2 separate regions of the Homo sapiens genome follow, and region 1 is linked to region 2. The links are chromatin loops, found by intact Hi-C in ENCODE. Cell type or tissue: heart left ventricle. All regions are shown on one strand. Each heading gives the region's core, and the rest is flanking DNA. Links, peaks and the distances in the headings are about the cores only.

The links. Peaks named below come from ENCODE experiments on the same cell type or tissue, not always from the same donor. Only the 100,000 strongest peaks of a DNase experiment are listed, where the experiment ranks them.
Region 1: a loop joins it to region 2, with 2.7 times the contacts of the local background. A loop is called at or near these places in 2 of 110 quality-filtered maps.

The regions. Positions count from the first base shown.
Region 1 is chr1:51,404,533-51,421,375 of GRCh38, forward strand. It overlaps EPS15 (epidermal growth factor receptor pathway substrate 15), which reads right to left. Exons shown (of 25, transcript NM_001981.3): 14 at 5,003-5,164; 15 at 3,603-3,800; 16 at 1,373-1,576. Among named protein-coding and RNA genes, the nearest start is that of TTC39A, 82 kb to the left of the region's middle. RefSeq lists a silencer at 6,351-6,551. In heart left ventricle, for the core only: no CTCF peak of the experiment used is centred there; no DNase peak of the experiment used is centred there; H3K27ac peaks cover 2,223 bases.
Region 2 is chr1:51,607,446-51,624,288 of GRCh38, forward strand. It overlaps OSBPL9 (oxysterol binding protein like 9), which reads left to right and starts at 9,647. Exons shown (of 24, transcript NM_024586.6): 1 at 9,647-9,776. The coding sequence starts at 9,666. It overlaps LOC105378719 (a long non-coding RNA gene), which reads right to left and starts at 15,099. Exons shown (of 3, transcript XR_947339.4): 1 at 15,027-15,099; 2 at 9,222-9,265; 3 at 3,538-3,623. RefSeq lists a silencer at 689-871 and enhancers at 9,344-10,252, 10,253-11,160, 14,706-15,905, 15,049-15,188. In heart left ventricle, for the core only: no CTCF peak of the experiment used is centred there; DNase peaks (open chromatin) are centred at 9,626 and 10,196; H3K4me3 peaks cover 3,220 bases; H3K27ac peaks cover 1,537 bases.

The DNA of each region.
Region 1 (16,843 bases), core at 5,636-13,635, 200 kb before region 2:
CACTTTTAATACCTCTCAAACTTCTATTCTTCTCATTATCCCTTCTACGGGTACAGTCTCACTCTCTAATCCGTTTTCCACATTTCTAAAAGTTAATCACGTCACTTCTTGCTTAAAATTCTTCAATGGCTGTTCATTGCAGTAGGATAAATCCCCCAATGCTTTAAGATGAATCTAAATTTCTCATCTTCTGGCACTTTCTGACCTAAAATTGGTCATTTTTATCCAGGTGCACATGACAATCACCCATAGAGTGTGTTTTTAAAATATACATATCTGGCTCTATCCCAGAAACTAGTTCAGCAAGTTTGGGGAAAGGGATACACATTTATACTTTGACAATCACCAGAGGTAATGCAGATGCCTACTAGAAGCGCCTCATCTCTTACCAATACCCTCTCCACCATCACAAGATATCCTTCAGAACTTCTCAAGATTCTGTGCTGCATGTATTCTTCCACCTTGTACCTATACTAATACTGTTTTCTCTGGCAGGAATGTATCCTCCTCTTCTTTGCTTAACCACTTCTCACTTGTCTAAACTCGCAAAGCTTTCCCCAACAAAATCTTTATGAACCCCCTCCAAACTGTCCTAACTGAAAATTCTGCGCTTCCTTTAGCACAGCCCTTTAACACAGTGTTACACTACTACACTGTAGGCTGCTTGAAGGAAAGACTGAGGTCTCTTGTCTCTGTAGCTCTTATATTATGTAATACAGCACTCTTGCACATAGTTGGTACTCGTCAAATAATTGGTAAATGAATGTCCTTAACACTACGTAATAAAAATAATTTTAGCTTTTGGTGAGGGTACTTAAAAAAAAAGTTTTACTCTATAGAACCACCATTTTAAAAACAGGCTCTACAAAAAATAAATTAGCTGGCTGGGCGTGGTGGCTCACGCCTGTAATCCCTGCACTTTGGGAGGCCGAGGCAGATGGGTCACTTGAGGTCAGGAGTTCGAAACCAGCCTGGCCAACATGATGAAACCCCATCTCTACTAAAAATACAAAAAATTAGCTGAGTGTGGTGGCACGTGACTGTAATCCCAGCTACTCAGGAGGCTGAGGCAGGAGAATTGCTTGAACCCAGGAGACGGAGGTTGCAGTAAGCCAAGATCGCACCACTGCACTCCAGCCTGGGCAACAAGAGCAAAACTCCATCTCCAAAAAAAAAAAAATTAGCTAAAGTTATCTTTTTATACTAGTTAAAACGTACAATTGTTTGGATTAGGACTCTCTGCTTCTAAAAAGGAAATCTCAATTGTCCTCAGATGAGGCAAGGCCATGTATTTATATTAGATATAATGTCAGTGAAACTTGGATCTGCACAAGGAGGTTGATTATGAAGGTTATGAAAGTATTAGACTCACTGGAGATTCCTGGTGTATGGGCTCAGACTCTAGGTTGCTCTGGCCTTCAACATGTTCATTAAGGTTGGCTGTTTCACTGCTGCTGGTGCTGAGGCTGCAATAATCTGTAGCTCCGTTTACAAGAATGCTGTGTGGGCTACTGCACCAATTTAACTGACTATTATGATTTTCCAAATCTTTCATTTCCATCAGTTTCATTTGCATCTGCCAACACAAAGAAGAAATATAGAACAGAATTTATTACTAGAAAGACATGTAACATAAAAACGCCCTCCTCCACTTCCTGACGGGCTAGGTGTGGTAGCTCATGCCTATAATCTCAACACTTTGGGAAACTGAGGCAGGAGGACTGCTTCAGCCCAGGAGTTCAAGACCAGCCTGAGCAACACGGTGAAACCTCATTTCTACAAGAAATATAAAAATTAGCTGGGCATGATGGAGTGCACCTGTAGTCCCAGCTACTCAGAAGGCTGAGATGGGAGGATCACTTGAGCCCAGAGGTCAAGGCTGCAGTGAGCCATGATCACACCACTGCACTCGAGTGACAGAATGAGACCCTGTCTCAAAAAAATAAATAAAATAAAAATGGCTATACCTGTAGACTTGGTCTAGGATACATTTGCTTCCTTTAAGAAGAATCCTCTGGGAATGCTACGTGACTTAGAGAAAAGATTCAGTAATTTCTGACAATAAGTATTTCTCTCTTGAAATTTTAGTATACATGGATTTTTTTTTTAAAGAGATTCAAAAAAAGAAAATACTTTAAAGAATACCCATTCATCTGGTAGCATTCTCACTACAACAACTCTTTCAGGTTACCTGTTTATTGAGTACCTACACTGGGACAAGAACTGTGCTAAATGATACGGATTTTTAAAAATGTGTAAGTTCCCAGACCAAAACCATGACTCTGCTAGGGGAGACAGACATATAAGCAAATATGCAGGGAAAAATCTTATTATTGCTGTAACATAAATACAAAGTCCAACAAAAGCAGGATGCAGAAAATACCATAAAGAAATAAGAATTTAAGGTATATCTTGCATGACGAATGAGTAGGTAGGTACTCAGCTGCCAGATAACAGGGGGTAAGGAAGCGCAAAAGTGAAGGACTTCATTATATGTAATAACTGAGCACACTGGACTGGGTTTTAGAAGAACTGGATTTTAGATGTAGCTCTTTTCAAGGATATGTAACCTTGAGAAAGTTACTTGAACTTCCTTGGCTTTAGTTTGTTCAAATTCATAATGAAAGAAATCAACTCCATGATCTCTGTGTTTCTATCCTTTTTTTTTTAGTTTTTATTTTTTGAGACAGATTCTCACTCTGTTGCCCAGGGTGGAGTGCAGTGGTGTGATCTGAGCTCACTGCAACCTCTGCCTCCCAGGCTCAAGTGATTCTCGTGCCTCAGCCTCCCAAGTAGCTGGAATTACAGGCAGGTACCACCATGCCCAGTTAATTTTTGTACCTTTTAGTAGAAACAGAGTTTGGCCATGTTGGCAGGGCTGGTCTCGAACTCCCGGCCTCAAGTGATCCATTGCCTCAGCCTCCCAAAGTGCTGGGATTACAGGCATGGGCCACCACCATGCCGAGCCCTAACTATCTTATCATTCATTAAAACATTAGTCTTCATGTAGGGAAACCTGGAAATAAAGCAAAGGATCTATACATAAGACCAACTATAACACTGCAAATTTATCTACAGAAGGAACAATTTCCTTAAGAAAAAAGTTTCCAAATTAGCAAATGTGAATTCAAAATTAGAATCACAAAACAGAAGAAACTAGGTTATTGTTTATAAAACAGGCAACACTTATGGAGCATTTATGTACCAAGCACCATGCTAAAATGTCTTACAGGTTTTGCCTCATTAATCCTCACAGTGGCCCTAAGGGGTAGGGTATTTATTAATCCTCCAATTTTGAAGATGAAGAATCTGATACTAAGGTGATTTAGCTAGTAAGTGGCACACCAGTACTTAAACCTAGACCATCTAGCCACAAAGCCCACACTCTTAATCACTACTCCAATGATAATCATCAGATAGATATACAAGATGTATGATAGTTTCAATATATAACAGGTGACAAAAAAACCTATTGTATAAAATGACTGAAAAATGAACAGTAAACTAGGCAAGAGGTTGAAGGAGCAGAAGTTGGAAAGTATAACTGACTAAAGGACACAGAGGATCCATTTGAATATATTTCTTGCTTTACAAAGACTTACTGAACTAATTTCCTGTTGTGAATCTTGTAGGTGCTGCTGAAGAGGTTCCAACTGAGCCTTCCCTGACTCTACACTCTCCTCCAATTCTGCTGTTTCTTGCTGTAGACGGCTCAGCTCTTCTCTAGCTTTTGCCAATTCTTCTTCGTAAGTGGAGATCTGCGATTCCTGACTAGTTAATTCAGCTTTCAGAGAAGAGATCTATAATGTGAAAGTGAATGAGAAGAAATGGGGATTAAAAGAAGAGATGTCATTAAAATGTTCCAAAATGCAATACATTTATTTGTTTAGTTTACTATTTTGGTGTTTTTTTTGACAGCAATAGCAAATAATTTATTTAATTTAATTTTTGAGAGAGAGAGTCTTGCTATGTTGCCCAGGCTGGATTCAAACTCCTGGGCTCAAGTGATCCTCCTGAGTAGCTGGGACTATAGGAACATGCCCAGCCATACCTAGCCCTATTATGGAGTTTTTGATGTTGTTGTTGTTGTTGATGTTTTATTTTTTTGAGACAGTCTCACTCTGTCACCCAGGCTGGAGTGCAATGGCACGATCACAGCTCACTTCAGACTTCAGGCTCAACTTTCCCAGGCTCAGGTGATCCTCTCACCTCAGCCTCTCGAGTAGGTGGGATTACAGATGTGGGCCACCACGCCTGGCTTTCAATTTTTTTTTTTTTTTTTTTTGAGACAGAGTCTCGCTCTGTTGCCCAGGCTGGAGTGCAGTGGCGTGATCTCAGCTCACTGCAAGCTCCGCCTCCTGGGTTCACACCATTCTCCTGGCTCAGCCTGCCGAGTAGCTGGGACTACAGGCACCCGCCACCGCCCTGGCTAATTTTTTGTATTTTTAGTAGAGACGGGGTTTCACCGTGGTCTCGATCTCCTGACTTCGTGATCCGCCTGCCTCGGCCTCCCAAAGTGCTGGGATTAAAGGCGTGAGCCACTGCACCCAACCAGCTTTCATATTTTTTGTAGAGATGGGATTTCTCCATGTTTCCCAGGCTGGTCTCCAACTCCTGGGCTCCAGCAATTCCCCCCGCCTCAGACTCCCAAAGTGTTGGGATTACAGGTGTGAGCCACTGTGCCCAGCCAATTATGATGTTTTTTGATGTATGGTTTTCGTAAAGAAGGGTAACTGGGGGAGGGACAGAGGAGAGTTGAAGGTATAGGCACCATATTTCCAACAAAAATTTGGAAAAACAGTTCATTAACTGCCCTTCTATTTCCTCTAAAGAAGGCCTGTAATTTCTGGATGAACCTTGCTCCATCGCCCCCATGAACCCAAATGCTGACTGGATTGCCAACCACCACCATCAATAACAAAAAGTAGAGAATGTTTTCATCTTAAGCCAGGAAAAGCAACTAATGTATAGGTGCAGGCAGCAGGAAACAGCCAGACATTACCAGTTGGGCCTCCTCAGCACATTTCTTTCTGACTTCCTTGAGTTGCTCCTCCAGCTGGGCTTTCTGCTCATCCAGTTCATCAAGGAGTTCCTGTACCTGCTGTTTCTGGGCCTGTAGTTTTTGCAGATTAGTATTCTCCCTTTGAACTTCATCTTGAAGATCCTAAAATCCAAGAAAATTAATATATTTATTTTCTTTGCGGGCAGGGGAGGGTTAAGTTAGTAATTTTAAATCTACCTTAAGAAAGAATAAAGTCTTACTGAGTATACTGTGTTGATGAGACTAGGGTACTTAACAGCTTTAAATACAATCTTTACTTGAAGACATCTTTCCTAGAATCCATATTTAGATATTCAATTTGCTAACTCAAATCTGTCCTTGGACATGTGATGGGCTTTGCTAACATGTTGAAAATAGAACTCCTGGAATTTCCCCACAAATCTGTTTTAAGCTCAATCTTTCCCCTCTCAGATTCTCTGGTCAAAAAAAAACCCCACATGGAGAAACCCTGTCTCTAACAAAAATGCAAAAAAAAAAAAAAAAATTTAGCTGGGCGTGGTGGCGCATGCCTGTAATCCCAGCTACTCGGGAGGCTAAAGCAGGAGAATTGCTTGAACCCAGGAGGTGGAGGTTGCAGCGAGCCGAGATCATGCATTGCACTCCAGCCTGGGCAACAAGAGTGAAACTCCATCTCAAAAAAAAAAAAATTAGCTGGACGTGGTAGTACGTGCCTGTGGTCCCAGTTACTTGGGAGGCTGAGATGGGAGGATCTCTTGAGCCCAGGAGGTCAAGGCTGCAGTGAGCTGTGATCATGCCACAGCATGCCCAGACTGGGCAACAGAGTGAGACACTGTCTCCAAAAAAAAAAAAAAGAAAAATTAATTCCAGGTAAATAATGGACCTGAATGTAAAAGTCTAACTTTAAAATGTGTAGAAGAAATGCAGATCTCAGTGTAGGAAAAGATTTCTTAAAACAAAAAAAGAACCATTTTGAAAATGTTATTTATTCATCCATGTACATACCAGACCTCATGCTTAATAACAAGAACTACAGAAATTTTTAAAAAGCCAGGCGCAGTGGCTCAGGGATTAATAACTCCGAAGTATCTGTCAGCAGGAGGTAGGCAAAGATTTCAAAGCGGGTGAGGTAAAACTGAACACAAATTTCTAAAAATAATATCTATTCAAAGGTCCCAACAGTCATTCACCAGAATAAGAATCTAAGAACAGAAGAGAAACTTACAGGTAAAAGGTCTCTGAATTACTGCATAGGTTACACAAGATAGCACCATTATGATAATAGCCAACACTTTAAATGCTACTTAAAATGTGCTAGGTTGTGCTCTAGGCTCTTTAAATATACTAACTTATTTATAGTCTATATGACAGATCTACGAGTTAGGTACTGATATCATTTCATATTTTACAGATGAGAAAACTGAAGTACTGATGTGTAGGTAATGTGTCCAAAGTTAAAAATAGTAAGCTATGGATTCAAAGTGGGTTCTGACTCCACAGCCTGAGCTCTTAACCACCATGTGACATACCATCTGCAGACTAAATGTCTCACATGTGTCACTATTTTTCAAATATATGCAGATGTTTCTGTGATTAAATAGAACACTGAACAATGCTTTCAATAATTGCTTTTTATCTTATATTTTCTTAACCAACTGGTTAGTCTAAAAATATCATGTTGCTTTCTTTAAAAAATTCCTTTAAAGCCCAGGCAGAGCAGGCAGACAAAAAGGGAAACTCAAAGGCAGTAGCCTTTGAATTCCTCAATGATACTTGAGGAATTCGGACAATGTTTGATGAGTATCATCAACTCTGCAAAGAAAGGCAAAAAGTGACCCTTGTGCCATGAATTGCTAACTCTTGCACAAAGGACTGATAAATGGAACTGTACAGAGAATTTAAGATACAGGGACACTTGATTTCTGGAAGAAAAACAATTTCTGTATTTTAATTCAGTCCTTATTTTAAGAGACTTGAAATTATAATATTGAAGGAGAAGAAATTTTAAATGAGGAAATAAGTACATTTTAAATCTTAGTTAAATATGCTTATGCCCCTTCTAAATTGAATTTTTCTTTATTGTATTATATAGAGTTTTGCTTTGCCTAGGTTTCTTAAGAATCAGATGTTCTCTCATTAACCCGTCAGGAAACAACAGAAGCTGGAGAGGATGTGGAGAAACAGGAACGCTTTTACACTGTTAGTGGGAGTGTAAATTAGTTCAACCATTGTGGAAGACAGTCTGGCGATTCCTCAAGGATCTAGAACCAGAAATACCATTTGACCCAGCAATCCCATTACTGGGTATATACCCAAAGGATTATAAATCATTCCACTATAAAGACACATGCACACGTATGTTTATTGCAGCACTATTCACAATAGCAAAGACTTGGAACCAATGCAAATGCCCACCAACGATAGACTAGATAAAGAAAATGTGGCACATACATCCCATGGAATACTATGCAGCCATAAAAAAGAATGAGCTCATGTCCTTTGCAGGGACATGGATGAAGCTGGAAACCATCATTCTCAGCAAACTACCACAGGAACAGAAAACCAAACACCACATGTTCTCACTCATAAGTGGGAGCTGAACAATGAGAACGCATGGACACAAGGGAGGGGAACATCACACACCGGGGCCTGTCGGGAGGTGGGGGACAAGGGGAGGCAGAGCATTAGGACAAATACCTAATACATGCAGAGCTTAAAACCTAGATGATGGGTTGATGGGTGCAGCCAACCACCATGGCACATGTATACCTATGTAACAAACCTGTACGTTCCACACATGTATCCCAGAACTTAAAGTATAATAATAATAAAAAAGAATTAGATGTTCTCTTTCTGATTCCTTTGACAAAAATGTTTATCAATTATTTACTATAATTTATTTTAAAAATTCCTTTAAAAATGCCAACACAATAGATGATCATGAAAGACTTTCCAGTGCTAACATTCCGTGAGTTTGTGTGATCACAGTTTCAAACTGGTGAACTCCTTTAGTACTTTATCATTAATTTACCAGCATGCCTAATTTTTTTCATGTCTAAATTTTTAACCTTGCCTACACTGTTAACTAATCCATACCATATAGAGATACGACTTTAGATATGCACATGGCATTGGCTCTGAATAAACCCATGCCAAAAGAGAAAAATGACTTCAATTTCTGTATCACCCAGTCTAGTAACTTCAGATTCATCTTTGATTTTCTCCATTCATACATGTCCTATAGATTCTACCTTAAAATCTCTCTTTAAGCTGTTTACCAAATTATTTTAGCTTTCATCGTTCCTTCCTTGACATACAACTGGGTTTTCTCCCTTTGTTTCTTCCTATTCCAAATGTCCAACTTGCTTAAAAAATAACTCACTGCAAAGGATATTTCTCTAGTCACTGTTATTTTTAAAATATGTGTTGTTCCCTCTTATCTAGAGGATTAAGTAAAACTTGCTGCAAGACACATTAAAACCTTCAGTTCTGGGTTCTACCTTCTTTTCCTCTCATATTCACCTGTGTCCCAGCCTCAGAAGACCCTATTCCTTCTCCAATAGACAACATATTTCAATGACCCTATGCCTTTCCACAAGCCATAACCTCTGTCTTCAATGTCCTTCCACACCATATGTACCTGGAAACCCACTATTGATTCTTCAGAATCCAGCCAAATTTAATCTCGTCTGACTCATCTTGGGCTTCCTTCACCTATGCTCAAACTCTACTGTTTGTTCCTAACCTCTACTGTCATACTTAATACACTGTAATCATAGCTAACCTCTAAATTACAAACTTCTAAAGGACAGTGTCCATGCTTCATCTTTCTTTGATTATCCAAAATCTTGTACAATGCCTAGCACATTCCAGGGGCTTAATTAAGCAATTACTGTAACTATCATAGGATTTTAGTATGTGGGAAAAACTAATGGGAAACACGCATGAGACTGACAGAAAGAAAAGACTTACATTCTTTTTACATAATGTGAAACACTTCACTATGTATTTAAACTATAGCTATTTATTAATACCCCAAACTGACCTATGACAAATGCTTTTTAAACTTTTTAAAATAATACCTACATTTCTAAACTGATTCAGTATTTTTATAATCTATAGACCAAGGCTGATCTGACATTTAAAACTTTCATTATTTGGAAATAATCATTACTGCTTTAACATGTCACTGTGGCATATACCTTTATTTTTTTAAGACAGGATCTTACTCTGTCACCCAGGCTAGAATGCAGTGGTATAATCACGGCTCACTGTAGCTTCAACCTCCTGGGCTCAAGTAATCTTCCCACCTCAGCCTCCCAAGTAGCTGAGGCTACAGGCATGTGCCACCACGCCTGGCTAATTTTTAAATTTTTTTGTAGAGATGGGGTTTTACCATGTTGCCCAGGGTGGTCTCAAACTCCTAGGCTCAAATGATCTGCCCGCCTCGGCCTCCCAAAATGCTGGGATTACAAACATGAGCCACAGTGCTTGGTCTAGTTCAGCTATAAAATATTTTAAAAGAATGTTACCTGCAGATCTAAAGTAATTTTGTTAGTTTGAAAATACAATCTATTGAGCCGGCAAAGTGGCTCATGCCTGTAATCCCAGCACTTTGGGAGGCTGAGACGGGTGGATGACCTGAGGTCAGGAGTTCGAGACCAGCCTGGCCAACATAGTAAAACCCCATCTCTATTAAAAATACAAAAAATCAGCTGGGCGTGGTAGTGGCCGCCTGTAATTCCCGCTACTAGGGAGACTGAGGCAGGAGGATCACTTGAACCCAGGAGGCAGAAGTTGCAGCAGTGAGCCAAGATGGCGCCACTGCACTCCAGCCTGGGCAACAAGAGTGAAACTCCATCTCAAAAAAAAAAAGAAAAAAGAAAATATAATCTATTTTGAATTCCTTACTTTGTTCATAAAATTATTATATAGGTTTATATAACAATATGCTGGTCCCAAAAGCATGTTTTAAATCCTAGAGGGAAAAAAGTTTTTTCTCTTTCCCTTTAACTAAAAATGTTCAAGAGTGGGAATAGGAAAAATATGTTATCTATCCCCATTAGTAAATACTCTAGTCATATTCCCCACCCTCCCTCATACCCCAAAGAAAAATATTCTTTATCTACTTCATGTCTCTAATAATATCTTTAAAGCCAGATGTAATTTTGATGTCTTTTATTGTAAATCCAGGGACAAAAAACACAATTTACCTTAAAAGGGTCACACAATATAAGAAAATGTCTAGGACATGATACTAAGTTTTAAAAGCTGAATACAGAGGCATATACAGTATGATCACAAATTAATATAAAGAAATTTATACATATTTGTAGAAAATACAGCAAAATGTTAACAATAGCTCTCTCTAGAAAGGCTTTTTACATCTTTTTCATACTTTTCTTCATTTTACAAATTTACCATGAACCCATGTTACTTTTATAATCAGAAAATGTCAAGTTTGCTGTTTTTTTTAAGTATCACATTGCTACCAATATAAAATATAAAAATACCAATACAAAAATATTCTGATGTGACTAAATTTTTATGTAAGAACTACCAATAATAGAATCAATGCTGGTTTCCTTTAATAAACTGAACTATTTTTCATAAATAATATTTTTAGTGAGCCACTTAAACACAACCTCAAAAGACAGGCTTATGTAAGAGGAAGACAAATAAACAAACCAATATAATATTTACTTCTTTCTGCCCTTTCTCTCCCAAAGAGCAAACACATTCATTCAAATTTCCCAGACTCACTGCCCTTTTTCATTTCTTAGCTTCAGTAAAAATCCACATAGTAATACAAAACTACAGGACTTAAAGGAAAGGTTACTGAGGAAATACCTAACATTAATGAGAAACTTCAAGCTGGAACGATGTCCATATTAAAATTCATTATAATTAATGTCTCTCTATGTCTATTTCTAAATATGAAAAAAGGTCTATAAAAATTCTGGGCCAGGCGTGGTGGCTCACGCCTGTAATCTCAGCACTTTGGGAGGCTGAGGCTGGAAGATCACCTGAGGTCAGAAGTTCGAGACCAGCCTGGCCAACATGGAAAAACCCCGTCTCTACTAAAAATAAAAAATTAGCCAGGCGTGGTGGCGGATGCCTGTAATCCCAGCTACTTGGGAGGCTGAGGCAGGAGAATCACTTAAACTTGGGAGGCAGAGGTTGCAGTGAGTCGAGATCGTGCCATTGCACTCCAGCCTGGGCAACAAGAGCAAAACTCCGTCTCAAAAAAAAAAAAAAAAAAAAAAAAAAAAAAAAAAATTCCAACACTAAACTACATACAAAAAGGCCTTCCTTTCCAGTATACAGAATTAAAATTATTAAACTGCACAAAATCAAAATGAACTCATGCAAATATACATGCTAATAACAAATTTCACTGGAAAATTATTTGTAAGGCTACCACCATCACAATGCAATTTCAATATCAATATCAGCATCTAGATATACTTAGCAACTTTATTTTGGTACAGATTGCTTATCCTGAGACTAAATTAAGGCAACAGATGTACCTCTCTCTCTCTTCCTGCTCTCTCCTCCCCCGCCATGCCCTTAACTAGAGCAGTGGAAGGTTCTCCTAACAAACAGTGTCTTCTGCTGAACTTGGGTAATTTTCTCTTTCCTAAACGTGGCCCTTGGGAACATCCTTTCCTGGGTCTGTGCACAGACTCAGCACTATCAAATGCCATTCCCTCCAGTGAATGACAGAAGACATTTGCAGATGCTTTCCTAGTTCTGCTTTATTCCCCTGATCATGGTCTACTTGCCTACTAGTGCCATCAACAGCAAAAGAAAGGAAGATAGCAGCAGCTGAAGCATGGCAAGGATGAAGTGAACAAAACTAGAGCAATATAGTGCCAAGGTTTATTTTAGAAAAATATCAAAGCAAGCCATATCCGAGGTTACTCATCTAGAAATTAAAGGATATTTGAGCTGGCAATCTTGGCTTTACTTAAAAAGAAATTTCAAGGAAAACGTCCTGTTTTCTAGAAATCACTGAAGTTACTGAAAATGGCAAATTATCTGCTATCCCTCTATCCCCCATGAAGTGCTATGGGGTAGTGGAAATAAAATTTAAACAAATACCTAAGAATTTTAGACATATGAAAAAATAAAACTTTCATTTTAGCAACTCAAGTCAGATGTACAACTGATGAAGTTACTTTAAAAGTTATCTGAAAAGTTAAACCTTTTAACTCTGTATTTTATATGAAACAGATGCAAACATATCATGTTAATAGTTCATATCAATATCAGTAATATATTTTATATATTATACATAATTATATAATTATTTATTTTTAAAAGAAAACCTCTATAAACTAACCTACAATTAGAAATAATCAGATACACTGTTTTATCTGATGGAAGTTTTAGGACTATTCTTAACATTAAAAATGTATCAACTATAGAACAAGATGTTTAAGTCAATGAACAGAAAGGAAGCCTAATAAACTAGGGTGGGTGTTAGAAAACCCCATTAACAGACTGCCTTTATTTCTCAATCATATGCTTCCCAGTATGTTCTAAAGAGCATTATGGCCAGAAAAAGAATGCTGAGCTCATGTATCTAATTTTATTTCTATCTAAGATAAGTCATCCCTCTTCATCTAAGAAAAAAACTAAGTGAATTAAAATAAAAAACATGGACAAGTACTCTGAATTACTGAATCTTATGATGAAACATAAATAATAGGGAGCTTCTTTTACATGAGGGTAATATGAACAATATCAAGAAGTCTGACTTTTCATGATAACTACTATGCTCTCAATCTTTTCTACCTATGGGTTCCAGTTATATTGTCTTATTTTAAATTGTATACACAAAACCAAAGTTTATTCACTTCTGCTGTGAACAGCTTCCTTAAATTTACCTCCATCTAACAATATATTGCCAAATATAATGAAAAATATGATCCAAGGCACAATTTCTAAGCCCAAGGAACTCACAATATATAGGAAGGAAGATATTGGAAGCTATACACATCACACCAAGCTAACACTACCAGGTAACATATGGTTCATGCCATATATAAGTGGATACGTATTCCTTCCTCTGGGAGTTCCAACACAGGAAAGACTGGTGTGGACCAAGAGACAGAGAAGGGAAAGTTTAAGACAAGCGGTGGGATATGAGCTAGGCTTTAAGGCATGAGTGGAATTCACATAAGCAGGAAAGTAGAGAACATTCTGGACTATAACAACAAAAGTTATAAAAGTGGGAATAAGAAGGAGAATATATATGGCACAGAGTACAGAGTCAGACAGTCAAAAAAGAGGAGGGTTTGTATTTCATCTTTTTCTCTGTCTCCAATAACCTGAGGTATGACACCCTCCCATCATTAATGGTGGCAGTGAGCAACAGTAAAGATTCCCACATCTGAGAGTCATGATACTAAATTGGTTTAGGAGGAAAGGCAAGAGCGAATGGAGTGAGTACTTCTGATATGACTTTAAGATTTTAGATATTAGGCGATACAGGTGGCAGTAGTGAGAAAGAAAAATAGGAAAGTTCAAACCAGAAGCCAAGTTTTTTCAATAAGATTCATTTTAGACACACGGATTTTCAAATGATAAACACCAAAATGGTTAACTGGAGATGTGGGACTGGCACTCAGGAGAGTTGAGAGCTTGATAAACATTTGGGTGTTATCAGCATATGGATGACAGGGGTTATGGAGAAGGAAAGAAAGGACACACATAAACACACACACAATCTGTCTGTCCATCTGTCCTTGGCAAAGTCAATGGAAGCAAAGGTTCAGAGAGGTAGGAAGATATCCAGGAGAATACAACCCAAGAAAGGAGTACCTAATACAAGAAGGACGAACAGATTTGGCCTTAAGATTATTCTTGGCCCTGGGGAGAAAATGCACAGTGTGGTATGGGCAAGCAGCAGACTGTACAGGGTTGCTACAAAGATAGGAAGGGGGGGAAAATGGCCACACAAAGCAATAAAAGTAGAGCAAAATAAGTTGGTAGTTAAAGTGGCAGCAATAGCCAAGGAAGGGGTATTTTCAAATTGAAGAGTCCTATGTCCAAGAGGCCTATGTGAAGAAAGAGAAGAAAGAGCTTAAAGGTGAAGAGAAGATAATAAAGAGATGATTGTAGGGTGCGGAATAATACAGCTAGTAAGAACATTTACTGAACACTTACCAAGTGCCAATCACTCTGTGAGGCACTTTACTGCATTATCTCATTTTATTCTTACATCAGCTCTTAAGTGTTTGTTATTTTTATTATCCCATGTTACAGAAGAGGAAACTAAAGTATAGAATGGTTAAATTACTTAAGATCACAAACCTAGGAAGTGGCAGAGCTAGGAACTGAATTCAAGTTTGTTTGACATCAAATTGTTGCTATAAAGTTCTACTCAAAACTGAAGAAACCAGGCATATGAGAGTGAATTTCTAAAATATCTGTTGACTACTCAGAAGAAAAAAATTTTTAATAAGATCATACATAGGCAATTCTTTAAGGTAGGAAGAATGTGAGCCTACTTTCTCCCCTTATGAAAAACAAAACAAAAAATACACACCCAAACCTTAGACATTTTAGATAAAATGGCTTTTCACAACATTTCCCCCTTGGAATTGGATCACTTTGGGCCTAATTTGTCCACAGAACTTGATCCACTGGTATATATCTCATACAAGCTAACAGTGATCATCTCATGAAATAAAATGTGAAGTCATCTTCAAGAAAAAATCCTAAACAGAAAGTTTTCAAGGCAGTAATTAACAGAAATACAGACAGGAAACAAAAATTCAGAAATTAATTACATAGCAGACTTTCTACTCTAACTGAATTAGACAGACTACATAAACACAAAACAAAAAAAAAATTAAAGCTTTTGGCTTTAAAAGTTTGATTTCTGTGTTTGAGATATGAGCTCATATTATCACTGTGACTTTATTAATATGGAGAAAAGCAAGAACACTCAAAAAGCCAAGTGCGGCAGGTACTGATAGGTCAAAATTCCCTTACTTCTCCTCCCCAATGTCTTCATTTTGACATTTCTCATTAGCATCACCATTAGAAAGTAGATCAGAAAGAAGCAGTGAAATACACTCTCTTTGATTCTGCCATTTATTAATAGCTCCAGTGAGTTGCCTTTTGCCAGGGAAATTAGAAAGTAAGTATTGAGAGTTGGAGTTATTTACAGACTTTAATTATCCATATTATTTCCAGTCTACATCTCAGTACCAATGGGTAAATCAGAGTTACCTCAAAATAGGTAATGAAATATACTTATTACCACCTATGGTAAGTTTTGCTTCAGAAAATTGAAAATGATCACTAATATAAGAGTTTTAATTACTGGTAGATGTCAACTATCCACATCATTCTTAGTCTAGTACCTCATTACCATGCGTAACATAGATAACTGTAGTGTATAATGAATAAATAATGAATCTACTAACCCAAATCTTTAATTAATCCACTATTTTTTTCATTGATTATTACTTGGTCTTTACTTACCATGGCCCAAGATGCCTTACTTATACTTAGAGCACTCTATGTGGAAAAATTGAACCATTTCGACTTCCTGTGCCAATCACACATTTTGGATTTTGCAAAGCTTAAGGTTAGACATACACCTTACCATTGCCACTAAGTAAGAAGGGCAAGCAAATCACGGAGAAATTCTGATGGACAACAAAACTTCTATAATTATAAGACACCAAATGTTCAGGGATAGCCTATTTAAACTGAAGGAAACAATGTAAATTTCAGCACTCTTCTAAACTGGGTATTTAAATTCACATCCTCAAAAAATGCAGCAGGGAAAAACCAACAGGTAGATATACTCAACAAAATACTGTCTATCACAAGAACCTATGTACTTTAAAGCAGTAACTGGCTAAATTTAGAAGCTGTCCAAAATTGTATCAGTAGCTACACCTATTTCTTCAAATTATGAAAACTTGTGTAGATTATTTTATCTTCCATTTTAAACTATTTTTAGTAATAACTGCTTAGAATGTGTGGCTCTTTTGCATTTCCTAAGAAGCTCAAAAACTGCACAAAATAATGTAATTCAGATAACTTACCCTCTTATGCCCACCTAACCTCACTGCCAGAGAGAGAATTATATTGATGATGATCTCTTAACTTGCACTGCCTTCAGGAAAATTCAAGTAAATATAATAAATGTAGTCACCCAATCAGAGAATCAACTTCCAACAAGAAGTCTCTCTGGCTTCTTCCTCAATTCTTCAGTAAATCATTCTCCCCACCCTAGCACAGTCCACCAGACAGACAATCTCTAATGAATGTCCTGCATCAAAACAAAACAATGGGCCTAACACAATTTAGAGTTTTTCCCTACTTAAAACTATTAGGAAAAGCAGGAAAATCCAACATACAAGCAACACATTAAGAAATGCCCATCCAAGAGTTCTTACTAGCAACTGCTACCAGTGCTTCTATATCCAATCTCCTCTATGTGCCGGTGCAGCACTAAGGAAACAGTACCCCAATAACATGGCCACATGCATTGCTTACTGCTCTAAGTGAGGCACTGCCCAGTTTTCTCTATTTCTAACGTTAGAAACACTGCTACTCCCTTATTTTTATCATTTCCCAAACAAAAACTGAGGTTTTTGTCATCCTTTCTCTTTGTAAAATGAAACAATTTAACACAACACCTAATGAAAATGAACTAAAGCTCTTTATGCCAAAGTTTAAGATATGCTGGTTACTAAGCTACTCATAAAATGCTACTTTAAATTGTTCTGTATCATCTCCCACCCTACAAGTATTATGAGAAACAGTCCTTTAACATACTAGGTCTCCTAGCTA
Region 2 (16,843 bases), core at 5,916-13,915:
GCCACCACACTTGGCCTACAGATGTTTTTCTGTAGTATATCTATGTAATCTTCTGGGTAGATAGGTATATTTTTTATAAAATTGGAATCATACTGTGTGTGTATATATGCACACAACTTTCCATCCTCCCAGCTCTCTTATTCCCACTAAGTCTCTCTTTAACCTCAAAGGAGATCCAATTCAATCTCTTGGCTTCTTCCTCCTAATCTATTCTCCTTTCCTGCCATAATCAGCCTAGATCTCATCAGCTATGTCTATCTGTTAGCAGCAGTGAATCCATACGGGTTTGCAGCAAGCTCAATTCTCACCTCCTTGGAGGAAAGAATTTGGCCAAGGGGCATATGGCACAGTGAGAGACTGACTGAAGTTTTAGAGCAGGAATGAAAGTTTATTAAAAAATTTTAGAGGAGGAACGAAAGGAAGTACACTTGGAAGAGGGCCAAGTGGATGACTTGAGAAATCCAAGTGCCCCATCTGACCCCTGACTTGGGGTTTTATACATTGGCATGGTTCCAGGACTTGCATCTCTCCTCTCTTGATTTTCCTTGGGGCAGGCTGTCCGCATGCACACTGGCCTGCCAGCACTTGGGCGGGCCGCATACACTGTATTTACTGAAGTTGTGCATATGCTCATTTAAGGCGTTTTTCCCTTACCAGTCTAGTGTTCCTAGAGGAAGGTCATATACAAGTTAAACTCCACCATTTTGCCTCTTAGTGTGCATGCTTGAGCCCACTCATCCAACTCCTGAGATCTTCTCAGGAAGCTGCTGATCATCAGCCTCAAGTGTCTTCTGTCTGTTGGGAGACTGCCTTTCCCTGGCACCAGCTGCGACCAATTATTATTTTATTTAATTAATTATTTTTTGAGACGGAGTCTCACTCTGTCACCCAGACTAGAGTGCAGTGGTGCAATCTCAGCTCACTGCAAGCTCTGACTCCTGGGTTCAAGTGATTCTCTTGCCTCAGCCTCCCCAGTAGCTGGGATTACAGGAGTGTGCCACCATGCCCAGCTAATTTTTTTTTTTTTTATTTTTAGTAGAGAAAGGGTTTCACCATGTTGGCCTGGCTGGTCTGAAACTCCTGACCTCAAGGAGTGATCCACCCACCTCAGCCTCCCAAAATGCTAGGATTACAGGCATGAGCCACCACAACTGGCCTTCAATGATTATTTTAGAGAGATAGTTTAACAATCTCCTGACCATCATCTGATGGTCACCTGACATTCCTGGATTGGGGGGGGGGGCTTTCCTGCCCTGCTCTTGTCCGCCTAACTACCTACTCTAACATATAGGCTAACCAGCTACTCTCAACTTCTTCCTTCCTCCACCTACCTTATAAATCTCTCTCACCTTGGATAATTCCAGTGATGCACCTCCTGTGTTCCTAGACACAGGCTGCTGAGAATTGCTGGGGGAAAAAAAAAATCCCTCAACCATTCAAAACAAGATAAGCCAGTGCTACCAATAGTTTGTATGTTTAAACTCAGAGGGACCCTTATTGCTACTTCCATCCCTTTTTTTTTCACTTCACAGAGCCCTTCCCTCTTGCCTTTTACACTTCATCACCTTCTTAAAGTTCACTGTCTAATTCTATGACCTCCCCTTCCCCCTTCCTATCTGTTAATGACCTAATTCATATAGAAATAGAGTTCACCAAGGAGAATGCCTCTTAATTTCCTGCATTTGATCTTGAAGTATTTTCCGTAGGCCTTAGCTTTCTCAAGCCTCTCTCATTTTTCCCCATTCTAATTATTGATTCTTAATCTTTTTTCCTGGTTTCTCTTCTTTTTCCTCTTCTTTAAATTTTGCTGTCCTCTAGGGTTCCATCCTGAACCATACACTCTATCCACATTCCCTGATCTCAATGCTTCCTATGCCTTCAGCTACCTTCTCTCTCCTTTTTTTTTTTTTTTTTTAGAGATAGGGTGTCACTCTGTCGCCCAGGTTGGAGTGCAGTGGCACCATCAAGGCTCACTGCAGCCTCAACCACCTGGGCTCAAGAGCTCCTCCAATTTCAGCTTCCTGAGTAGTTGGAACTACAGGTATGTGCCACCATGCCTGGCTTTTTTTTTTTTTTTTGGTAGAGACAGGGTCTGGCTATGTTGCCCAGGCTGGTCTCAAACTCCTGGCTTGAAGTGATCCTCCTGCCTCATGCCTCAACCTCCCAAAGTGCTGGAATTATAGGCATGAACCACCACTCCTGGCCAGCTACCGCCTATGGATTAAAACTCAAATGTGTAATTCCAGCACTGGTTTATTTCTTGAGCTCCAAATTAGGATATCCACTTGCCGGCTGAATGTCTATTTTTTTTTTTTTTTTTAGACGGAGTTTTGCTCTTGTTGCCCAGGCTGGAGTGCAGTGGCGTGATCTCGGCTCACCACAACCTCCACCTCCTGGGTTCAAGCGATTCTCCTGCCTCAGTCTCCTGAGTAGCTGGGATTACAGGCATGTGCCACCACGCCCGGCTAATTTTTTGTGTCTTTAGTAGAGATGGGGTTTCACCATGTTGGCCAGGCTGGTCTTGAACTCCTGACCTCGTGATCTGCCTGCCTCGGCCTCCCAAAGTGCTGGGATTACAGGTGTGAGTCACCACTCCCGGCCCCACACATATATCTTACAATGTAGAATATTCTTGTCACAATACACTGTGGATGAACTCATTAAGGACGCTGTGAGATAATTGCTACCTGAATTAGAATGTGTAATTCACTGTGGAACATAGTAAAGGTAAGATTAGCTCTATCTGGGGGTGGGCACAGGTGTGGGTGTCCAAAGAAACTCTCAAAAAGGAACTGATATTTGTTGTTGTTGTTGTTGTTGTTGTTGTTGTTGTTGAGATGGAGTCTTGCTCTGTTGCCCCGGCTGGACTGCGGTGGCGCAATCTCTGCTCACTGCAACCTCTGCCTCCCAGGTTCAACAATTCTCCTGCCTCAGCCTCCTGAGTAGCTGGGATTATAGGCGTGCACCACCATGCCCAGCTAATTTTGTATTTTTGGTAGAGACGGGGTTTCACCTTGTTGGCCAGGCTGGTTTTGAACTCCTAACCTTAATTCAGATCATCTTCACAAACATTCAACATGGGCTGCTATGCCCCAGGCAGTATTGTTATATTGGAGATAGAGAGGTGAATAAGTCACTGACCTCAATGAGATTTTAGCTGGAGAAGCTACTTTTTCCTTGACTATCATTTATTCAAGAAAGTGGCTTGGGAGAATTAGCTCCCTAATCTCTATGAGCTCCTCTCAGCCAACCCAAATAAGTACAAAGCGTAAGTAAAAATGGTTTCTGGCAATCCAGCTTCCCTAGCCTTCCCTGACCCTTTTATTCAGATTGCCTGCTGCTGCTAAGCAGATTGCCTGCGGCTTTGTGTTCCATGTTGTCTACGTGAGGCACTGTGCTAAGCTTGTGGATGCACATATGACTGAGTCCTCAAAGAACCCAAGAGATAGGAGAACCAGGCACTCAATGAGTAGATGCAATAGGTTGTCCCAGACACTGTTACATGTTTGTTCAGGGTGTAGATGGGGCTGTAAAGAATGAAAGGTCACTTCCATCTGTGAAGGAGGGTGTTTGTAAAATGTTTAAAGCCCGAGGTAGCTGAGATGTGGGTCTCCAAGGGGACACTGGAAGGAGAAGACAAAAGATCAGTTCATTCCTCTTTTCTTTCCTTAGAACACTTACAGAACCTAAATCTCCTAAAATATTTTCTCTCCCTTTCTCAACTCTCTTTTGCCTGAAAATCATAGCTTTTCCTAAACTTGATGTTTCACTTTCTTGCTCTGTAGCTAGTGGAAAGGGTGAAAAAAAAAAAAACAGGACTGTGAACAAAACAGGCTATGCCTTATTTTGCTTCTACCAAATATAAGCATGATCTTGTTTCCTCTACACCCAGCAAAGGACAGTCAATGTCTTGTAGGTTTCTGTGTTTTTCCTTAATAAAACAACACTGTAGGAATGTTGTTTTATTTGATGCTCGACAAATACCAATTAAGAAACATGACAACAATAACAGCAATAACAAAAAGCAGTTGGTGTGAAGTTTAGGAAGAGAAGACAGCAAACCAACAACAACAGAATGCATTATGAAGTAATTTGTACCTACACTCTTGGCTGTGAAAAGTTGGAAATAATTTTTGCTAGAAACTAAGGGAAAAAATTAATGGTCTAAACAGCTGTGTAAAGGAAGGAAACTTCCTATGGAGAAACACAAGCCATTCTTGTTCTTCCTTTTTAAAAACAAAACAGGCCAGGCACAGTGGCTCACACCTGTAATCCCACACTCTGGAAGGTCAAGGGGTGGGGGGTGGATCACCTGAGGTAGGAGTTTGAGACCAGCCTGGCCAACATGGTGAAACCCTGTCTCTACTAAAAATACAAAAATTAGCCGGGCGTGGTGGCGGGCGCCTGTAGTCCCAGCTACTCAGGAGGCTGAGGCAGGAGAATCGCTTAGACCTGTGAGCAGGAGGTTGCAGTGAGCTGAGATGGCGCTACTGCACTCTAGCCTGGGTGACCGAGTGAGACTCTGTCTCTAAATAAATAAATGAATAAATACATACATACAAAACAAAACTTGGCTAAATGATTATTCAGTTACAAAAGTTAGAAACCTTGGTATTATCTCTGATTCTCCTTACTCCCTCCTCATTTAATTCCATTGCTTAGTGAGTTTTAAAATCTTATCTCCAAAATGTTTCTCAATAAATATACAGAATAGTATCTTTCCTATTCTTCATCCATGCTGTCATTGTCCAAACTGAAACTCTCTATTGCTTGATTAGCTTTTTAAAACTCTCTTTGTCTTCTTATCTCATCTTGCTCCTCTCCATTTTGTCCTCAGTTTTGCTGCCAGAATGGTCTTTCAAAAATCATGTCTTTAATATTTATTGATATTCTGAATGGCAGGATGAATCTGTCCCAGCTCCTGTCCTTGACGAGTTTTTGATGTTTTACGGTTAACATTGACTCTACCTTTCAGTTCTGAGTCTAGTCCTTTTTTTCTGCTATGCATCAGCTGCCACATCATTTCCACAAGATGCCAGTCACTGAGGAATGTAGGAACTATAGCCGATGTGTCTCCACCACGTGTAACTTTAGCTAATTATTTAAAGAATGTAGTTTGACACTTTGTGTAGAATGTAGAAAAAGTGCTGTGGAAATGGACATGGTTTTATGAGTCAAGAACTGCACTTGATCCTGGCTTTCCCTGATGACCTGTGTTTTGACATTTGAAGCTAAGTAGAGCCTGCTGATGCCTGGTGACCCTGATGAAAGTTAAAACTGATTTAGAAGTTGATGATGTTGCCTGTGTCATGTCCAAGACATTTATTTACTACACTTAATCTTAGCCAAATAACTGAGAAGTGATCAAGACATTTATACATAAACAATGAAGATATAGCTTGCTGCTGGGGTGAAATGGATCTGGCATGCAAAGACCTAGATTCTAATTCTGGTTCTGCTGTTTACTAGTTGTGTGACTTTTGGCAAGCCACTAAATAACTCTGTGTTCTAGTGTCCTCATATTTAAAACGGGTGTGATAGTACAAATCTTGAAGGATTGTTGAGGGGAATAAAGGAAACAACGTAACTCATGGAGTTTAGCACAATCCTTGAAACCTTTTGGTCAGTTTCAATGGAACAGATAATTCAGATCAAACAATAATTATTAAGCACCTTCTGTGTGCCAAGAACTGGGCTAGTTTCTAGGACTACAAAGATAAGGCCTGGTTCCTGCTGTTAAGAAGCTAATGGAGGGATACTAATGAACACTATGTAAATTTTTTAACTCAATCTGAGTCATGATGTTTCAAGATCCCCACAGTTTGCTTATCCCAAAAGACATCCGCAACATGAGCTATTCTGCTGATTAGTCTGGAACATCAAGTTTCTATAGGAAGTGTATAGTGTGTTTTGAGGAGGCCATGTAGCATGATGAAAAGACAGGTATGTGTTTATATGGACTCAGATACTCGTTAATTCACTAATTAATACTCTCAGGTACCTGGGTAAGTTTGTTCATTTCTTTGAATCTCAGTTTCCTTATTTGTAAAATGTGGAGATTAAAATACTCACAGAGTTATTGTGATGGTTAAAAGTGATAAGATATATAACATTCCTGGCACAGTCCCTGGCATAGGGTAGATAATAAATGGTGGAATTAATAAGAAAAAAAATATCCAAAAAGAAACAGAAATGGCTTTGTACCACACTCAGTTGCATGCATGTTTCATGTCCTGGTTAGCTCCTGAATAGGAACCATGTCTCTTAAACCAAGCCTTGCCTTTTCTTTCTTTTCTTTTTTTTTTTTTTGAGACAGGGTCTTGATCTGTTGCCTTGCCTAGGCTGGAGTGCAGTGGCACGATCTCTGCTTACTGTATCCTTGACCTCCTGGGCTCAAGCAATCCCCCTGCCTCAGCCCCCTAAGTAGCTAGTACTACAGGCATGAGCCACCACAACCTCACTAATTTTTAAATTTTTTGTAGAGACAGGCTCTCACTTTGTTGTCCAGGCTGTTCTTTGTTGCTCAGGAGTTTCACTTTGTTGCCCAGGCTGGTCTGTAACTCCTGGGCTCGAGCTGTCCTCCCACCTTGGATTCCCAAAGTGCTGGGATTACAGGCATGAGCCACTGAGCCTGGCCTGGCTTTCTTGAAGATGCCAAACGTCTACCTTATTCCCAGAAACCTTTATTAAATTGTAATCTATAGAAAAGAGGCGATCCCAAGGAAAAGAAAGGAAAAGAGAAACAGGATGCTCATTTTTTTGGCTGCTATCCCTTTCAGATATATTCTTATTTACTTCTTTTTCAAATTTCTTGTAGAGATATATTCTTATTTACTTCTTTTTCAAATTTCTTTTACAGACAGTGTCTCAGTCTGGCATCCAACTCAGGCTGGAGTGCAGTGACATGATCTTGGCTCACTGCAGTCTTGACCTCCTGGGCTCAAGCAATCCTCCTGCCTCAGCTTCCTGAGTAGGTAGGACTACAGATGTGTGCCACCATAACCAACAAATTTTTTTTAATTTTAAATTTTATTTTTTTTGTAGAGATGGGGTCCCACTATGTTGCCCAGGCTGGTCCCAAACTCCTGGCCTGAAGCGATTCTCCCACCTCAACTTCCCAAAACATTGGGATTACAGGTGTCAGCCACCAAGCCCGGCCCACACCACATTTCTTTGGGAAAATTCTAAGAACTAATATTTATTTATTTATTTATTTATTTCTCCTGTTGCCTGTATAATTGCAGAATAAGAGCTAATATTAATTGAGTGCTTACTATCTACCAGGCTCTGTTCTAAGCTCTTTACCCATAGGAGCTCACTTAATCCTTGAAACAACCTTTGTAGACAGCTACTATTGTTACTCACATTTTAAAGAAGGGGACACCGAGGCACAGAGAAGTTAGCAAACTTGCCTAAGGCCATATAGCTACTAAGTGATGAATCTGGATATTAAAACCCTGGTACTATGGCACCAGGATCCACATTCTTAAGTACTAAGCTTTGAGCCTCTCCTCAACTAGAAGTAGAAACTCCGCCCAGCGCAATGGCTCACACCTGTAATCCCAACACTTTGGGAGGCCGAAGTGGGTGGATCACCTGAGGTCAGGAGTTTGAGACCAGCCTGGCCAACATGGTGAAACCTCGTCTCTACTAAAAATACAAAAGTTAGCCAGGCGAGCGCCTGTAATCCCAGCTACTTGGGAGGCTGCGGCAAGAGAATCTCTTGAACTTGGGAGGTGGAGGTTGCAGTGAGCCGAGATCGTGCCACTGCTCTCCAGCCTGGGCGATAAGAGTGAAACTCCATCTCAAAAAAACAAAACAAAACAAAACAAAACAAACAAAAAAAACAGAAACTCATTCATTTCTATACCATCTAACTACTGATCCACTGGCATCTGAACCCATACTCTCTGCTCTTCTTTCTTGTTACTTTGGATAAAGTATCTCTGCTAGTATCAAAAGTCAACCTTTGCACTTGGGCTTGGGGTCTCAGTCTTTTCCTTTCTTTCTTTTTTTGTATTTTATTCCAGTGTTTTGCCAACACAAAAAGAGGTCTCAATCTTATGAAGGGCTTCACTGCTGCTATTCTCTCTTTTCTCTAGGATGTCCCCAGTTTTTCCCTCTCTTGAAAATCAGCAAAGTAATATTCTCTAGTGTCTTCGATCTAAATAATAATTTTAAAAAAGGACAAAGAAAGCCCTTCCCTTGACCACACCTCCGTTTCCAGCTAGTGCCTCATCTTTTAGTTTCCTTTTTAGCTCTTTCTCTTGATATTTGCACGGCTGGCCTTTTCTTATCCTCCATATCTAAGTTTAAAGCCACTTCCTAAGAGGCCTGCCCTATAACCACCCCCTATAAATTAGCTACCCACTGACTTCCTATTAAAATAATTTATTAAATTATTTGCAGTGTTAATCAGTATTGGATATTTTTCTTGTTTACTTGTTTAGTGTTTGCTTTCACCACAGAATTTAAGCTCTGAGAGAGCTTATTCACTGCTGTATTCCCAGGACCTCCAACAGTGCCTAGATATAGTAGGTGGTCAATAAATCCTTTGGTTTTTTTTTTTTTTTTTTTTTTTTTGTGTGAGAGAGAATTTGGCTCTGTCACCCAGGCTGGAGTGCAGTGATGCAATCTCGGCTCCGAGGTTCAAGTGATTCTTGTGCCTCAGCTAGGACTACAGGGTGCGCCACCACGCCCAGATAATTTTTGTATGTTTAGTAGAGATGGGCTTTTACCATGTTGGCCAGGCTGGTCTCGAACGCCTGATCTCAAGTGATCTGCCTGCCTCGGCCACCCAAAGTGCTGGGATAACAGGTGCGAGCCACCGCGCCCAGCCAATAAATGCTTAAATTGCCCCTGTAGGCTGTTAGTGATCTATCCCTACTTCTTTGACCTTATCTCCCACCACTTTCTCCCTGGCTCACTGCTCCACGCACACTGACCTCCTTGTTGATCCCTCAAGATGCCACGCTCACTCCTAACATTTGGTCTTTGCATTTGCTATTCCTTCGTCTTGGAAGGCTCTTCCACCAGGCTCCCTCCTTCGCTTTCTTCAGGTCTTTGCTTAAAAGTTACCTTTTCACTCAGGCCTTCCCTGTTTGGGAATTTAAAATAGCAGTCCCAGCGCTCTCTCCTTCCTTGCTTATGTTTTTCTCCATAGCATTTATGATTTTTTAATGTACGATATAATTTACTATTTATTTTACCATTCCCCTCACCTGTCATGAAGGCTCTGTTGTATCCCCAATGTCTAGAAGAATGCCTAGCACAAAACAGCGAATATTTATTAAATGAATGGATTTGTGGAATGAATGCATAAATGAATATCAGATATGAAATCTTTTGGAAGTGGAAGGTATCATGGCCAGTAAAATTATTTATTAATATGTTCATAATCTTTTTTCTTTACTCTAATCCCATGACAGATTATAAATAATCTTAATAGCAGTATTCACGTTTGCATTCTCGCATCCGTGGCATGGAGTCCTACACACAATAGGCGCCCTAAGAAAGCGTGTTTGACTTGATCGCTGGAGCATCTGCCGGCACCGCCCAGGACCCGCCCAGGACCCGCCCCGCCCCCTGCGGCCCCGCCCCCCGCATGCTGAATGCCATATAGGCGAGTGACGTCAGGCCGTTTGTTGTCATTGGCGGCTCCCAAGATGGCGTCCATCATGGAAGGGCCGCTGAGCAAATGGACTAACGTGATGAAGGGCTGGCAGTACCGTTGGTTCGTGCTGGACTACAATGCAGGACTGCTCTCCTACTACACGGTGAGTCCTTGGAGGGCACAGCTCCAGGCGCCTCGGGGCCGCGTTTCCTGGGTGGAGGTGGGGGACCGGGGTTTTAGGTGGCTGAGTTGAGGTTGCTAGTCTGGGGGTGCCGCCGTACGCGAGGGTTCCCTTGTTGGGGAGGGTTTTACGTCTCGGATAGCCAATGAGGGTGAGGGAGAGAGGGGCGCAGCCAATAAATAGAAACTAGCTGTCTGATTTATGGGTTGGGGGTGAGCCAAGTTTCTTTCTTAGGGTCCGCTATTAAGCGGTAGTGGGGTCCAGCATGGTTGTGAGCGGGTAAGGGTGATCGTAGTCATGGCTTAAAAGGTCCAGTCTTGCGGTTCATGCTGTCTTCATATGTTGTCATGGACTTTACACTGTCCCACCAAGGCCCTGTAGCCGGCCGCACCCCTTAGCTTCCCTCCAGGGATTGAAGAGCTCTGCTTCCTCGGAGGAGTGGCCAGAGGAGCCGGGACAGGTCCAAAAGTGACCAGCCCTCGGGCAACACCAGGGGGTCCGAAATCCCTCCAGTCGGTTCAGGTTGTGTGTCTCATTCAAGGGACGCACCCCTCTATTTAGCGGGAGGCGAGCTCAAACGACGCCTTAACTTTTGAGAGCCAAGGATTTCCTACACGCGAGACTCTTGTCAGCGAAGAGAGACAAGTGATAGTGCAGTGTCCCCTTACAGTTACATTCTGGGTTCAGGGCTTCACTGTTGTTAACATGAGTTGGTGGCCGTGGAAAAGTAGATGAATTGCTGTGAATCTTACGTGGTTGTGTGTGTGTGTGTGTGTGTGTGTGTGGTTTTTTTTTTGAGACGGAGTCTCGCCCTGTTGCCCAGGCTGGCGTGCAATGGCATCATCTCGGCTCACTGCAACTTCTGCCTCTCGGGTTCAAGCGATTCTCCTGCCTCTGGCCTCCCTAGTAGCTGGGATCACAGGCATGCGCCACCACACCCTGCTAATTCTTGTATTTTTAGTAGAGACGGGGTTTCACCATGTTGGCCAGGCTGGTCTTGAACTCCTGACCTCAGGTGATCCACCCGCCTCGGCCTCCCAAAGTACTGGGATTACAGACGTGAGCCACCGCGTCCGGCCTTGAATCTTATGTTTTGACTATCCCCTCCACCCTCATCGCATTCGATATGGAGAGTAGGTGGTATTAGGGAGATAACTTACTTAGAAAGGTACTTTCTCTGAATGGTGTATAGTTGACGATAGCCGATATGAGGGAAGAAAATACATAAGAGGACAAAATAGAATGCCCAGAAAGCTTTAGAAAATAATAGAAGACAGAAAGAAAAACATGATTATGGAAGAAGGATTAAGGTTGATGAGAGAAAGGGGACACTGAATTTATTTGTTCATTTAAAAAATATTATTGAGCTGCTATGTGCGTTTTCATGCCAGCAAGAATAGACAGTAAAAAAGACATTCACTGTTCCTCTTCTCTGGAGCTTATATACTAGCTTGGTGAGTCCTTTAATTCATTTCACTCCTAATAACTCTGCAAGGTGGTTATTCATTATCTCCATTTAATATCCCCAGTTACAGTTTTGAAATCTGAGGCTCCAGGCTTTTAAAGCAATTTGCTCAACATCACATAGCACTAAGTGATGGAATCAGGATGCCAAATTATTGACTTTTTCTACTAAACTTCGCTTTCACTACAGGAAGGAGAAAAGTGTAAGTTGTGAGTTACTAAAGGCAAGCTTGCAAGAGTAAAAGTATTACTTTCATCATCCTTCAACTATCAGCTTTCTTTCTCTACATAGTTTTTAAAGGGAAAAAGACTAAACCTTAATGAGTCTTAAACACATTGTTCAAGATTGTCTTTAGGTGGGCATGAAAGAGAGGCAACTGAATATTATGTCCTGAAAACTCTGGAATTATGAAACCCATGGCTTAGATAAAGGAAAAGTAATATTGGGTTTAAGTAGATGTGATAATCAGAAAATCCCGTAAACTCTATTCAAGATAGAGTGATTTCAGTGAGTGACACTATGCAGTTAAGTTACTTTACAAATCCCAAATTTGTGTGGATCTGAATCTAGGACCATACTGGAGAGGCCCCCAGCTGAGGTTCTTGGGAATGCCTAGCCCAGAAAGAATCTTCCTTTTTCCTCTTTTTCTTCTTTTCATGTATCCTTTTTCTGCTTTGTTGCCCTTTCAGTTTTTGAATACTTGGACAAATATCTCTTTTCTTGCTGGCTAAATATAGGGTTTAAAAAAATACTTTTTTCCCCCTCAATGCTTATCCTTCTTTTTGAGACTAGATTCCCTAAAATATTATCCTTGCCAGAGGAAGGAAGTATCATATTTCTCACTAACAGCTGTTTAGAAGATTTTTTTTCTTTTCTAGTTCCTTGATATTGAAGTATTTGCTTACAGAGAAACAACAGACAATTGTTGTACCATCTTGTGAAAATAAAATGATACCCAATCTCAAATTAGAGGAGGTCTAGTGAAGAGGGGAAAAGGATAGATATTTACTTAAAAGGGAAGGTAGGAGACACATTGGATATTGGCAATGAATTCTACACACATGACATTATTTCAGTCCATTCGGATTCTGAAGGATTTGAAGGTACATATTAATGATTTGCATGTGGCTAATAACTTGGAGCTACATCTTCCAGGAAGAATATCTGAATTAGTTGTGTAGCCTTCCAAGCAAGGCAGTGAATAGCATAACTTTATTTCTTGTTTCCAAAATCACTTGGCCTGTAGTCTGTCTCTGTGGTTGTTAATATATTCTAGGGTGGTTCTGAAAACCCTGAACTAAACTAGAGTGACCTTGCTTTAGAGTTGGCTTTACTGAGAATTGTTCTTGAGGTAATCTCAGGATTGGGTTAGGATCATTGCGATAGTTGTGAACTGAATAGATTTACACAAGCCTCACCTTAGTTGAATTTTTATTAGATGAAATGGCCAGGGAGAACTAAGGATATAAATTTAGGAACACTATGTGAGCAACCAATTGTTTATGTGGCTTATGATCACAAAAGAAGATATGGAAGGAAGGAAATTGGGGGAGTTATAGATCTATGAGGAATTGGAAGTTTAGAAAGAGGAGTTTGTGCCTTTTGTTAATTTATGAAAGGTTACTGAGTACCTATTGTGTGCCTGGCACTTTGTTAGGAAGTGGGGTTAAAGTGGCAAATAAGATGGAAATTGTTCATCCTCTCATGGTACCTATAATATGTTGGGGGACATACCAGATAAGAGCTGTGATAGAGGAAGCACAGGGGGATACATAGGTGGGCTACTTGACTCAGTCTTGAAGGGTTAGGAAAGGTTTCCTTGGAGAAGCAGGTTTGTTTTGACTTGAATGATGAGGAGAGATTAGCCGTATGAGCAGAGAGGGAAAAGTGCTTGAGACAAAGGGAATAAAAGTTTTTTGGAGGAGAGAAGAGTAAGCAGCTTGTCAGTTCTGGAGGTTGGGCTGTGAGGTAGGTAGTAGTGAGAGATGAACTGGGGAGCTAAGCAGGAGGACAGATAATGAAAGGCTTTCTTGGCAAACCATGTTAAGGAATTTGAACTTTATCCCCAGGGCAGTGGAGAGCTATTTCAGTGTTGTAAGCACTTTTTATTATTATTGAAAAATCTTTTATTATAGAAATTTAAAAAAATAAATCTATTTTATTTATTCATTTATTTTGATAAGACTGGTTAATTTTGTATTTTTGGTAGAGACGGGGTTTCACCATGTTGCTGAGGCTGGCCTCGAACTTCAGGGCTCAAGCATTCACTTGCCTCGGCCTCCCAGAATGTTAGGATTACAGGCGTGAGCCCCTGTGCCCAGCCTATTATAGAAAATTTTTAACATTCATAAAACTAAAGAGGACGGTAAAATGAATTCATTTCATCCAGCTTATACAAGTATCAACATATGGCCAGTCTTGTTTTATTAGTACTCCCATTAACTCCTTCCTCCTCTATTGAATTATTTTTAGAGCAGATCCCAGATTATTATTTCTTGTGAATATTTCAGTATGTGGCCAGGCATGGTGGCTCACGCCTGTAATCCCAGCACCTTGGGAGGCCGAGGCGGGGAGATCACCTGAGGTCAGGAATTCAAGACTAGCCTGGCCAACACTATCTCTGCTAAAAATACAAAAATTTGCCCTGCTGTGGCCAGCGCCAGTAATCCCAGCTACTTGGGAGGCCAAGAATTCAGCCTCTCCCTTCAAGGAGAATCACTTGAACCAGGAAGTGGAGTTTGCAGTGAGCCGAGATGGTCCCACTGCACTCCAGCCTGGGCGACAAAGCAAGACTCCGTCTCAAAAAAAAAAAAAAAAGAAAGTTAAGGTCCCTCTATTTTCAAAAGAATGTTATCAAAACACTTTTATTACAGCTAAATAGTAGTATTTATTAATATCAAATATCCAGTCTGTTCAATTTCCTAGAATGTCGCAAACATTTCTTCCTTACCAGTTGGTTTGAGTCAGAATTCCAAACAAGATCTGCATATAAAATTATAGAGTCTCTTTTAATCTCTAGTTCTCCCTCTCTTTTTCTTGGCCATTTATTTGTCTAAGACACCAGGTCATTTACTCTGTAGAATTTTCTGCATTTTGGATTTTGTTGGAAGCATCATTTTGGTATGTTTAAACAGGTTCCTTTGTCCTCTGTATTTCCTATATAAATTGATAATTTGAGCTGAAAGCTTAATCAAATTTATTTTTTTTCTTTTGGGCAAGAATATAGGTGGAACCTATCAAATCAAGAGGCATATGATGTTAGCTTGTCTCTCTATGATGTTAAAATTGATCAGTAGGTTCAGGTGAAATGTGTGTTTTTTTTTTTATTTTAAAGAATATGGTTGCGGAGAAGTAATCAGGAGGTTGCTTTTGATGGGATTTAGTGATTGGATGTGAGTGAAAGGGGAAGAGTCTGAAGACATCCAGGTTTTCAGCTTGAGCTGGTTGAATGATAAAAAGGAAGATAGGAAGAACAGGTTGGGGGAGAGAAGTGGTTGCTTTGGGGCATGTTGAAATTGACATAAAGATGTGTTACAGTCTGGAGCTTGGGACAAAAATCTGGGCTGCATATCCTCTTATCAGTCAGTAAAACATAAAATAAATCTGGGCTGCAGATAAATATTAGTTTTTCATATATGGAGAGTTGAGAGAGTGAGTAGAATAGAGATCTTTGGATAGGACTCTGGAAAATACCACTGGATTTAGTTATCTATTGCGTTATGACAGATTACTCCAAAATGTAGCAATTTAAAACAACAGTTTGTTACCTCATAGTTTTCGTGGGTCAGAACTTTGAGTTCTGGCTCAGGGTCTCTTATGAAGTTGTAGTCAATATATTAGCCAGTGCTGCAGTCATCTGAAAGGCTTGACTGGAGCAGGAAGATCAGCTTCCACGATGACTCACATGGCTGTTGTCAGAAAGTGGCAGTTCCTTGCTGGCTGTTGGAAGGTGGCCTCATTCCTCACCAGGTAGCCTCTCCATTGAGCTGCTTAAGTGTCATCATGACAGAGCAGCTGGCTGTGATCCAAGTGAGAGCAAAGAGGAAGCCTCAATCCCTTTTATGACCTAGTCAGAGACCACCACTTCTGCCTTATTCTGTTCATTAGAGACAAGCCATTAAATTCCACTCATGCTCCTGGGGATGGGAATTTCAGACATGAGGAGGGAAATTAGGCTTTATCTTTTGAAAAGAATTTGTGGACAAATTTTAAACCACCACAATCACAATTTAAGGGATTGGCAGAGGAAAAAAGCTTGCACAGGAGAGTGAAAAGGGATGCCAGAGATGTAAGAGAAAAACTAGAAGAATGTGGCAGTCATGGATGGCAAGGTGGAAGTAGTAAATTGGCTTGAATACTGCTGAAAGGATTAAATAGATGAGATCTAAAGCATATCCATTGGATTGATGAACATCATTGATGTTCTTAGGCAGAGCAGTTTCCATGGAGTGGTAGGTATGGAATGCAGGTTGGAGTGGCTTGAAGAGTAAAGAGGAGGCAGGAAATATATGAAGCGAATGGAGGTTATTCAAGATGTTTCATTGTAGAAAGGGCAAAGAGGACATGGAATGTGGAATGGAGGGGAACAGTTTCTAAAATAGGAATATGCTTAAATGGTGTAGGGATGGGAAGCAAGGTCAATGTTAAAAATGAGGATACAGTCAGGACGCAAGGAGTATAGTAAAGATTTAGGACAATGACAGTGGGAACTGGAAAAAGGAATAGCTAAGGAATAGCTAAATATGATTTGTTTAGTCATTACCCACAAATGTTTAACCCTCTTTCTTGATTTGTATTGCTTTTGGAGAGAGGGTTAGAAACTGAATTAGTAAGTTACCTGGGCTACTCAAGATATTCCTTGTAAAAGGAGTCGTTAGAGAAATCATATGTTCTTTGCTGTTACACACTGTCTGGAAGAGACTTGTAATGACTTTGCATTTTAAAACCACTGCTAGTCAAAACACATTTAAGTGTTATTTGGCAGTCTTTAGCAATGTTTAGTAGATGATAAAAAAATCTACCATCTAATTATTAGATTTTAGATTTTTGAATAGCTTAAATGTATATATTTCTCTTGCAAACATGTAAAAGTAGTCTCAGATTCTCCTGGAAAGGTATCAGCACCACTCCCATCAAACATTTAAAAGCAAATTTATTCTTTTCTAAGTAAACCATTCTTGAATATATCAAATATGATTTTTATTGAGCTTATATATGGTACTTTTTTTTTTTTGTCGGAGTCTCGCTCTGTCACCCAGGTTGGAGTGCAGTGGCACGATCTCCACTCACTACCACCTCCACCTCCTGGGTAGAAGCAATTCTCCTGTCTCAGCCACCCGAGTAGCTGGGATTAAGGCACCCACCACCAGGCCTGGCTAATTTTTGTATTTTTAGTAGAGACGAGGTTTCACCATGTTGACCAGGCTGATCTTGAACTCCTGACCTCAGATCATCCACCTGCCTCAGCCTCCCAAAGTGCTGAGATTACAGGTGTGAGCCACCTTGCCTGGCTATATGGTACATTTTAGTAGTCCAAATCTAATAGAGTAGCTTTAGAATTATAAAAGGAACAAAAGAAAAATTG